2 separate regions of the Homo sapiens genome follow, and region 1 is linked to region 2. A link is a contact called in ENCODE Hi-C or POLR2A ChIA-PET data. All regions are on one chromosome and are shown on one strand. Each heading gives the region's core, a stretch centred on a gene start or an enhancer-like site at or near the end of the contact. The rest is flanking DNA. Distances are from core to core; before and after follow the strand shown. Region 1 has its middle 240 kb from the start of RPS4Y2. Region 2 holds the start of TTTY10 (testis expressed transcript, Y-linked 10).

The links. A loop is a pair of places that touch in the nucleus more often than their neighbours do. ChIA-PET counts read pairs that join two places held with the same protein, here RNA polymerase II (POLR2A). Pooled maps may share reads with other maps.
Region 1: a map of naive thymus-derived CD4-positive, alpha-beta T cell shows a loop between it and region 2 (4-fold over the local background). The contact joins the enhancer-like site here to the promoter of TTTY10 in region 2. A Hi-C loop is called at or near these places in 1 of 168 maps with a recorded cell type or tissue (naive thymus-derived CD4-positive, alpha-beta T cell), 2 of 37 single-sample maps with no recorded cell type and 5 of 50 pooled maps. POLR2A ChIA-PET finds 5 or more read pairs at or near these places in 3 of 52 experiments (CD4-positive, alpha-beta T cell, activated B cell and activated CD8-positive, alpha-beta T cell).

Annotation. Positions count from the first base shown.
Region 1 is chrY:20,990,025-20,995,735 of GRCh38, forward strand. No RefSeq gene overlaps it. Among named protein-coding and RNA genes, the nearest start is that of RPS4Y2, 240 kb to the left of the region's middle. Within about 2 kb of position 1,292, at least 2 of the 41 ENCODE cell types and tissues checked have a DNase peak (open chromatin) inside an H3K27ac peak, as active enhancers do.
Region 2 is chrY:20,573,608-20,579,164 of GRCh38, forward strand. TTTY10 (testis expressed transcript, Y-linked 10) reads right to left here and starts at 1,908. Exons shown (of 10, transcript NR_197944.1): 1 at 1,499-1,908. EIF1AY (eukaryotic translation initiation factor 1A Y-linked) reads left to right here and starts at 2,169. Exons shown (of 7, transcript NM_004681.4): 1 at 2,169-2,280. The coding sequence starts at 2,265.

The sequences.
Region 1 (5,711 bases), core at 42-2,541, 420 kb after region 2:
TGTGGTAAGGCATAAGAGCCCAAGGCAGGAAAGCCCATCACATAGGAATGAATGGGAGCTTGATCACCTCTTGGGAACTGGCCAACCCAGAGTGACTGGGGGTGTCAGGAGTGGCCTGACAATTTGGATGAGCCTCATATCCCCATTAACAAAATGAAAGGGAGAAAATGTGCCAATACAGTGGCAAGAGCAGCAAGATAGAGCTTGCTGGCAGGGTGGCAAGAGTGGCTTGCCACCTCAACTGAGAGTGTGTGGGTGCATGTGAACCTACCCAGGACATGAGAGAGGGTTGTTTCATCCAATGAGGAGTCCTCGGGTAGGAGTGGTGTGTGTATGTATGTAAATGTGGGAACCTAACTAGTCTCACCCAAGACATGAGAGAGAGTTGTTTCATCCAATGAGGAGTCCTGGGGCATGGGAGGTGTGTGAAAGTGTGTGAAAGAGATGGTCTTGGGAGAGGACAATGTGGGGAAAGATGTGGGGAGACACAGGTCCCTTAGCATGGGCTTTGTGCTCCAAGGTGAGTGCAGGGGAAATCAGACTTGGATATTGCATAGGGCTGATAGGACCAGCTTTGCAGCCATAGCAGGCTGTAACAGAGGAAGACACGTTCCTGGCTAAGGAGCATCTGAAACTCCCATAATAGGACCCAGTCTTATGGACCCAAGAGTAAAAGTGAGGGTGAAAGTGCAACCCAAGGGAGGAAATGGGAGGGAAAGCATTGAAACTAACTCCTTTGGAGTGCATGATAAAGAATTTTAAAAAAGGATTTAGAGGTAATTGTAGGATGAAACTGGATGTTCAAAAGTTAAGGACATACTTTGAATTAGAATAGCCCTCTTTTAGTGTCAGAGGGCTGGCCAAAAGCACTACAGAGAAATTGGCTGCATGTTGTAAGGTGGTGACTAAGGTCAGAGGACAGCCAGGGCATTCAGACCTGGTCTTTATATTGACTCATATCTAAATGAATGCAGCCCTGCCTAGCAGTTTATTGTAGAATGCTCACTGCTCTCTCTTGCTGAGAGAGAAATCAGCTGCACTGGCTGTGAAAGAGAAAGTCACAGACACTTATAGCACTGCCTAGCCAAAGTGAAAGTAAAAATCAGCTGCCCTGGAAGGTATAGAGACAAAAGAAAAGTCTCAGGAAAGGCAGAAAAAACAGTTTTGCAAGAACCAAAGGAGGGAATAGAGACCCCTCCTCCCTACATTCCAATCTACCTCCCTTCACCAAGGCTAACTGCCCCTAAGGAGTTAAGTTCAAATGGATACACACTCCTAGTCTCACCTGAGAAGGAGAAATCAGAGCTCCAGGAAGTTAACATGAAAGGCTTGAAAAGGCAGGCAGGCAATCTTAGTCCCTGTCGTGCCCAAGTCATGCTTATGCCTCTTAAGAGGACAAGAGGACACCCATTATGACCCAAATGATGCAGTCCAGCTTCAGCACCTGCAAAGATGCCAAGAAACATTTCTGCAAAGGATAAAACATAATAAAAGAAAAAGTCAACCAATGTAAAAAATCTCAGAGGTGCTCCAGGGGCAGATAAAAGCACCAACCAGTTTTATAAAATACTGTGTGAGGCATTTAGTTGTACTCTCCATTTAACCCTAAGTCCGCTGAAAATCAGTTTATGGTGAGTACAGCATTTGCAAGGCAGGCCCAGGGAGATACCAGGCATAAATTTCAGAACTTGGAAGCTCCATAGGCATGAATGCTACTAAGCTTATTAAAGTGGCTACCAAGGTGTATGTTAACTGAGATCAGGAGTCATGGACGTGGGCGTGAATGCAGTCATGAACAAGGCCTGTCTGGACAGGGGTTTAAAAGCTAGCTGAGGCTAAAGAAAAATTAATGTGCATGGTGCAAAAGGAAAGGACACAGGAAGAATAAATTTCAAAAGAATAAGAAGAATGGTCTGGGCCCTGGTATAAAAACACCACCGGCTGAGGGCTACTGCACCCAGGAGAAACCCAAGACCCCCTGCACCTGCTGTGGTAGGCAGGGTATATAATGTCAGGAAAAAAGCTCAAATCTACTCTAAAAGTGTCCAGTATTCAAGCTTTTATACAAGTCAAAAAGAAAGATGGCTTAGTAGTGAACAAATGCAGGCTGTTTGTGCACTTTCCTATTCTAATCTCCAGGCATCAATCAAGAGAGTTCTTAAGGTCAGTAAGGTTCTGCCATATTTAGATCCCAAATTTCTTGCTCATGGTTAAAACATTATATGAAGCAACAAAGAGGAAGAAAAAAGGAGCCCCTCCTCTAGGAGACCAACCAGGAGAAGACTTTTAAAGAAATCAAAAAAGCCTTGACACAGTCCCCAGCTTTAGGACTGCCAGATCTAACTAAGCTTTTCTTGTATGCCCACAAGTGAAAGGGAGGCCATAGAGATTCTAACTCAAGCCATAAAGTCATGGCATTACCCAGTGACATGCCTACCCAGGCAATTAGATTCTGTGGCACTTGGTTGGCCTCCTTGTTTTAAGCACTAGCTGCCACTGCCCTACTGTTACAAGAAGCTAATAAACTGACTTTAGAGACTGTGAACACCCTAAACCTGGCTACCTTGCTCCTCATCAAGTCAGTGCCAGGAGGCCCCCTTCATTGCTGTTTGGACATGGTAGATAAAGTGTTCTCAAGCCAGAGAGATTTAACAGATCGGCCCCTAATGGACCCAGATATTGAACATTTTACTGATAAAAGCAGTTTCATACTAAAGGTAGTCTGCCAAGCTGGGTACACAGTGGTGACTTTAGACTCAGTAGTAAAAGTGCAGTCTTTGCTTACAGAAATTTCTGTTTCAAAAGCAGAAATAATGGCTCTGACAAGAGATCCTAGAACAAGAACATAAGACAAATATTTACACAGATTCCAAGTATGCTTCTGCCACTTTGCATCTTCATGAGGCTATTTACAAAGAAAGAAAGAAAGATTTTTAATGGCTGGAAGTAAAGAAATAAAGTTCAAGGAAGAAATTCTATAGCTCTAAGATGCTGTAGGGGTCTCAATACAGATGTCAGTGATGCACTGCAAGAGGTACCAAAAAGCAAAAACACTAAAGGCTAAAGAAAATAGAAAGACAGTCAAAGAAGCAAACCAGGCTGCAATGACAACTCTACCTTCTAAAGAGGAAGCCTTAGTTATGCCTCTCCTCCTGGAGATTCTTCTCCTAGAGATCCCAAGCTACTCTCCAAATGAAAGGGCTTGGTTTGCCTGGAAAAATAAGAACTACATTGAAGAAGAGTGGTAAAAATTCCCCAATAGGAGGCTAGCCATACCTGAAATGGCGGCCCCCAGATTTGTAAAACAGTTCAACCAAGGAATTTACATGGAAAAAAAAATTAAAGACATTATTAAGGCATCATTTCTATGTGTCATGGCTCACTGCTATTACTCGAGCCATTTGTAAACAAACAGTGTTTAACTTGCACTCAAAACAATCCATGACAAAGGCCTACTTGGTCTACAGGAGTTCAGGAAACAGGAGCCATGCCCCGTAAGAAAACTGTTTTTGCCCTGTAAAAAACTATGTACATCACAGAATTGCCTGGAGAGGGGGGCTATCAGTACATGGTGGTGTTCATTTACACCTTTTCAAGATAAGTCAAGGCCTTCTCCATCCAGACAGAGAAGGCACTAGGTGTCAGCAACGTGTTGTTAGGACACATTATTCCCAGAAGTGGACGGCTTCTAACTCTAAGATCAGACAATGGACCAACATTTGTGGCTGAAATAGTTCAGAAATTAACTTGACTATTTAAAAATAAAGTGGAAATTACATACAGCCTACAGGCCACAGAGCTCAGGTAAAGTGGAGAGCATAAACCAGACACTGAAACAGCTGCTGAAGCACTTTTGTCAAAAAACTCATCAAAGGTAGGATCTGGTCTTGTCCATAGTCCTCCTCCAAGTCAGGTGCACCCCCACCAAACAAACTGGGCATTTGCCTTATAAGATTTTGTTCAGCTGGCCATCCCCCATCGTCAGTCAAATTAAAGGTAATCTCTGTAAACTAGCACAACTAACTTCAAGAAAGCAAATGAAGACTTTAAATATGGCCATGTGAAAAATGTATGACTAGGTATTAAAAAAATGCCTATAAATTTAACAGACCCAGTACACCCTTTCAAACTTAAGGACTTTGTTTAGGTTAAAAATAGAATCCAACCACACTCAGACCCATAGAGGATAGGCCTCATACTGTGATCCTGTCTATTCCCACTGCTGTTAAAGTTGCAGGTGTCACACCTTGGATTCATCATAGCTGGCTGAAACCAGTGACAATAGTGACTCCCGATGACAACCAGTGGATTAACCAACAAGAATCAGATTATGCCACTTGAATAGTCCTACAGCAAAACCCAACCACCGGTAAGAAGGACAACTGCCCTGCTAGGGCCACATCAGAGGCTGGTCAGTCTATGCACTGCTGAAGCTTGAGGATCCTCCAAGCTCTGCTCTAGGCACATCTCAGAAGCTGACTAGTCTATGCACAGCTGAAGCTAAGAGGACCATCTCCAGTTAACTAAATGTGGATACAATTTATAAGCCTAGTTATAATTCTGTCAAACTGATTGTTCTGTTGTTATGTTATTACTGAAAATGCTGCAAATGTCTATGCCAAGAGGAAGGTTTGCTGTGCCCATGTGTAGTGTAAGCATGTTTCTATTACATATACTAATATTGTTAACATTTCGGCCTATACTAAAAACAGGAAAAATCTCTAAAAGGATGTCCACACTGTGTACACACTACCGGGGTAGGAATACAATAGTTGAAACTCCACTGTACCATACCTACTATGAATGTGCAAAAACCAATTTAAGAATCTGCACATACAACCAGACCACATATTCAGTCTGTGACCCAGACAATAATCAGCTATATGTATGTTATGACATACCCTAAGCTCTTACCCTATGAATTCTGGTGTGAGGTACATATTAAATTAGAGAAACAAATAAAGGAGAGCTTATAGCTTGAACAAAAGAAGCCTCTCCCTCCTATAAAGGACCTATTTCCATGCACTTTGATGCCTGCCATGCCTCATATGTTCATAATTCTAAAAAACCGGAAGCAGTCTGCAATGGTTTGACATAAGAGAGGCTTAGCAGCAGCAGTCCTAAACATCTGTACAGAGAACCACAAATAGGTTGCCCAGGCTGTAATATTGCATGGCTTATTCTAACACAGCTCCAATACTTATATTCGGGAAAGGCTGCTCAGCTAAGTACTATGTCAGCCAAACCAAATTGTAAGACAAGGACATGCAATCCTTTAAATTTTACTATCTTAAAGCCAGAGCAACCTTTTTGGTCTACAGGACAGACAGCACTATTATGAGTTGATAGATAAGTAGCAGGTCTTGGAATTCTACTACTAATTGTCAAAAAGACTAGAAGGACTCAGATGCATCCAACCTCACAATTCTGGGTCTATAAGTCATTCTATTAGCATTTTGATTAGTCAGTTCATGATGTTCCCCCATCAACAAAAAACCTATTTTCTCAACTAGCTGAAAACATAGCTGGCAGGTTAGGAATTTTCTAATGCTATGAATGTGGAGGAACTAATATGGAAGACCAGTGGCCATGGGAGGCAAAGAAATTAATGCCAAAATATAATTTGACTTTACCTAACCCTGCCAGTAAACCAATAGCTTCAGCCAGTATTTGGTTGTTAAAAATTCTCCATAATTGGAAAGTACCATATC
Region 2 (5,557 bases), core at 658-3,157:
TGAGAACTCCCTCACTATCATCAGAACAGCATGGGGGTAACTGACATCATAATCCAATAGCTTTGCATCAGGTCCCTCCCTTAACACATGGGGATTATAATTCCAGATGAGATTTGGATGGAGACACAAAGCCAAAGCATATCAACAACACAGCAGTATTTATCTAATGGACCTAGGAACTATCTCTTTGAAACGTAAACATAAAGAGAGAAGGTGCCCCTCTGTTTCCAGTTTCAGTAAAAGGTAAGAACTTAACCTCAGTAGGTGCTTTTCTCTGAACTGCAAAACAACCTCTTGAGATTAAAAATATGAGAAGTCAGTTTCTCTTCTGATTAAAGACAATTAGCTATATAACATGTGGTCCCCTGTTACCATTGTAAACTAAGGGTATGTGACAAATGGTGCCGTTAAATTTTCTTTATTAAAGACTACTGATCAACCAGTAATTTCTTTTAAGAAAATTTGTCTATCTTGAAGACTACCTTGATGCTTAGCTATATAAAAGGCGAGATTTGTTTTTGACTTTGTAATCTCTTGGTTGATTTTCTACAATGTACATTAAATTCATATTTCATATTTTTAACAGTAAAACTGATTTCATTCTCTACTGTCTTTGTGGAGAGGACTTCTGGGTTCAGAGAAAATTTTATTTTTAATGTTATGGCTTCATCACTAGGCTTTTAAAAACAAAACCATGAAGACTTAAATTCCTTAAAACCAGTAGTGATGATCAGGGTACTACCACTTACCTTGCAGAAAAAAAGAAAGAAAAAAAAAGGATTAGGAGGATACTACACTATGTATATGATGGCCAATTATATGCCCAACAAGTAAGATAATTTAGAATAAATGAACAAAGTCCTGATACATACATACTATTTACCTTGCAGAAAGGGAAAAAAAAGGATTAGGAAGATACTATACTTTGTATATGATGGCCAATTATACGCCCAACAAGTTTTATAATTTAGAATAAATGAACAAATTTCTGGTACATACAAACTACCAGAACTGACTTGGGAATAAATACAGCACGAATTCATAATCCAAACTAAGGCCTAGGACCATTTAAAAAATTTACATCAATCCTCGAATGTGTCCAAAAACACAGAAGAAAAAGGGACACTACACAGTTCATTCTGTGAAGCCGGGATTATATTGATCCTAAAGTCAAAGTCATCACACGATACAAGCCAATATATCTTAACACAGATGCTAAGATTCTAAACATAATAGTACACACACAACAAATCCAGTAAATTAAATGATTGTATACCATAATCAAATGGAATTTGTCTTGAAATAATTTGACCTCCACAGCCAGTCCATTTGAGACATTCGGTTAAGCCATGATTTATTATAAGATTCAGATGCTTAGTCTCACTCCTTCCTATGTATATTTACTTTCCATTTCCTGTATATATTTACTGTCTACTTTTTGTCAGTATTCCGCTGGGTGCTAGCAATTGTAAGCAACAGATGCGGCCTCTGTACTTACATGCTTTACTGTGAGGTGGTGAGGTAGAGAAGATAAGACTGAAAAAAATAGGCCGGGCGCGGTGGCTCACTACTGCAATCCCAGGAATTTGGGCGGCAGAGGCGGGAGGATCACTAGGTCAGGGGTTTGAGAGCCTGGCCAACATGGTGAAACCCCATCTCTACTAAAAATACAAAAATTAGACGGGCAGATCGCGCCCCTGCACTCCAGCATGGGCAACAAGAGCGAAACTTCGTTGTCAAAAAAAAAAAAAAAAAAGAGAGAAAAGTGATAAACATTCTGAACATAGAGGGCCTTGTCCTAAGCCAGTCCTCCAAATTCACTGTATAAGAGTAAGGGCTCTCTTAAAATTTAGGCGTTTACAGTTAAATGACCCACGAACTTCTGAAACTGGAAGACCGTTTTTTAGCAAAGGAGAATACTCCAGGGCCCCGCCCATTTCATCCTTGACTCCACCTTCTCCATGCTGAGTCCCGCCCCGCTTCCTGTTTATTCATCCTGCAGCAAACTCTCCGGTATCCTGATGGAGTCTACTAGGTGTCAGTCATTTGGCCGTGCCTCAGCCGAAGAGAGGCGGGGAAAAGCATCGTAATCAGCTGCGTCGCCTTTTGGTGACGCCAGAGAGTGCGCGTCAGCAGTTTATTAGAGAGCTCTGTAGCCAGCCTCTTCTGCGCACCCACCTGCTGCATCTTAGTTCAGTCGGCTCTTAGAGTAGTAACCGCCAGAAAGGAGTCGGAAGAGGTCTCACGAGGCTGTCATCACCGCCATGCCCAAGAATAAAGGTACTGCTGTAAGCCTCTGGGACTATACCTCGGCTTGCTCTGCCAGTAACCCCGACGCCTGTTCCAGGCCGCAGTGACTGTTCTAACGGCGGTACTGGCCACTGCGACCCCAGCACTGTGTTCGGGAAAGGAGCTGGGAATGCCCTATTTGGTCACATTGGGGTGGGACAGACGCCATTTTTGTGGGGCCTCCTTCGGAAGATAGCGGGCTTTTGCTGCTGATTTCACGCCAGACGGAAAACGTATAGGTAGGGACGGTTGAGGGACCTTAACCGGACGGCCTGGCTTTCCAGAATAGGCACATGCAAACACTTCCCTGCTACTTTCCTGGAAGCGGTTCTTAACTTTGAAGACTTACCTATCTGGACAGTTAAAAGTATTGCTAAGGATACTCCCTTTTCCTTGTTAAACAGTGGGGAAGCCTTGAAGCATGTTTAGGTTCATTTCTGGCGTTTTACTCTACCCCATCCCTTTATAGAGTGTAACATTCTTTTGCAGAAGATTTGTTACCTATTTAGGCAGGTTTTCAACTTCCGTATCCGATAAATATTGTGGGAGTAAAGATATCAACGTTCCCTTCATTCTGAGGCTAAACTTTCACACGAAACTTAGACTTGAAAATAAGTTTACTCACAGCTTCTAAAGTAGGAGGTCTAACCTCGGTAGAACCCTTTCTCAGTCATTTCTGAAAGAAATTCTCGTTTTTATACACCTGAGGTAATCTCTCACTTTTAGTGCCCTTGTAATTGCTTGAAGAAAACTGTAGGTGGAAACAAAATATTATTTTCCACAGGAGGGGACCATGTTTTATAGTCCACAAAAACTCTGTTTAGATTATTCCTTCCTGGGACCCAGACCAATTTGTCTTCTTTTTACTTGCCTGTTGGCAGCATGGAATCTGTTTCATTTTCTCTTTTTAGCTGTCACGACACACAGCTCTTGAGGTACTTGGTGACAGTACAGTGCAGTCTTTCCTGGGCATTACTCTTTGCTCTCCCGAAAACCCACTAACGGGTTGTGTGTATAATAAGGTTTTATTTTATTTTATTTTATTTTTTACTGCAAAATTATTGGAGGATAAAGTGTATTCTGGGAGAAGTCTAATTAGAAAGAGTTAGCAAAGGCTTATGCTTTTTCACTAACATTTTCTCAGATGGTACTGAACAACTTCAGTAGGTATCTTGTTCTCACCTTTATTTCTAGTGATGAGATTCCCAGTTCTCTAAGCCATCAGCTCTAAAGATCAGAGTATCTCCCTTTGCAAAATGTCCATTAAATCTTTGCTGATGTTATTATCCCTGTACCTGACTCTATCCTTAAATAGTAAGGCTTCCTTTATTCTTGTAGGGTAGAACTTTTAAACTGAGTGATGCCTAAAAATGTTCTCAATAAAGAGAGTATCTCCAAAACACGTCGGATTTGTTTAAAGAGGAAGTGTGGATTTTTTGATCTTAGAAAGGAAACGAGATAAAATATTAAACGACTTTAATTTTTGTATGATCATGCCTAGCCTCATTCCTCTAAAATATAATTTAAAGTGGATTCTGTTACATGGTATCACAATAGAAGGGGAATGATCAGGGTTTGGTTAATCCTGGTAAATTGAAAACAATTTTTTTTTTATCATATGTGCCTCAGAAGGCACACAAAAGAAGTATAGTGGCCGGGCGCGGTGGCTCACGCGTGTAATCCCAGCACCTTGGAGGCCAAGGCGGGTGGATCACGGGGTCAGGAGATCGTGACCATCCAGGCTAACATGGTGAAACCCCCTCTCTACTAAAAATACAAAAAAAATTAGCCGGCCGTGGGGAGGCTGAGGCAGGAGAATGGCGTGAACCCGGGAGGCGGAGCTTGCAGTGAGCCCAGACCGCGCCACTGCACTCCAGCCTAGGCGACTGAGCAAGACTACGTCCAGCCTAGGCGACTGAGCAAGACTACGTCTCAAAAAAAAAAAAAAAAAAAAAAAAGAAGTATAGTAATACAGTGAACTCCTAGAAATCCATACCTCTAGGAATTATAACCTAGATTCATTAAAGTCCTCTGTTACCCTTCCCAAATTTATTTTTCTTAAGATAATACCCATCCTGAATTGAATGTTTTTATTGTTGTGTAAAATTAGTGTTATCTTCTGGGCTACTTACTTGAGGGATACTTTTGAAGACCCCTAAATATTATGAGATGAGACTTACTAATGTAGAAATAAAACTTGCTCATTTGGTTTTCTGTGTCTTTTTTGTTGTTGTTTTTTTCGTTTGAAAATCCAGATGCCTGTCAGTATTGTCGTGGTGAGGTTTATCCAAATAAACATGTAAATGAGCATGGGCCATATGTGGAATTACTTTTTCTTTGCATGCATTAAGCTGGTATTCTACAAAAATCTTAGAAACCCATCCTCACATCAGGAAAAGGGCATCCTTTGGCCTATACTTGTGAAGAGCTAGAGTAAGGTGCTCCCCACCTTTGAGATTGCTAAAGTTGTCATTCTTTTGGAAATTTATGAGCTAATCATCATTTAGTCATTTGAAAAGCTGCCAAACTTTTGTAAAACCCAGTAAGGAAAGCAGGTATGATCTTTGTCCTGACGCAGCTAAGTTCAGGCACGATTAATTGCTCGAAATATAGAATGTGTTTTCCTTTGTAGAAATTTAGTTTTGGCATGCCCTAAAATGCATCAGAATCTGGATAAATCACAGAGTTCTGGAAGCCCAATTGTCTTCTATAGTGGCACAGAACAATGTGAGACTGCCCCAGAGGTAGTGGGTGAATTCAAGAAGTTAGATGTCTGGCTTTATGGTGGCCAGGTATATGTTTTATTCTATTTGCAGTGTTAACATTTTTATTCAAATTCTTCAATCGATCCCTTAATATTACTGTAATTTGTAGCCTTTCTCCCTCCTTTTGGAAACGGCCGCTACTTTGGTTTACGTTCTCTAATGGGGATACAATGTTATGGAGAAGTACCCCAGTCCCTTGATAATTCAATAGAAAATATCACAAGGAAATACTCTGGATGTGTTTAGTAATAAGCAAAAACTTAAAAATAGAGTGAAACATGATGGCAGTTGAAACAGTTATCAAAAGTCTAAGGAAGTGTGTATGTAAACTTTAAACTAGAAATTATATTTCTATTCATTTATCTTGTGAAATTTGTTTGTAGAATAATATTCAATGCAGCATTATATAATAAAATTAAAACATTGGAAGAAATTAAATTATTAAGTATACTTTAACCATTAAAATGTTGGTCCAGATCTGCAGTTATTGAAATGAAAATGAA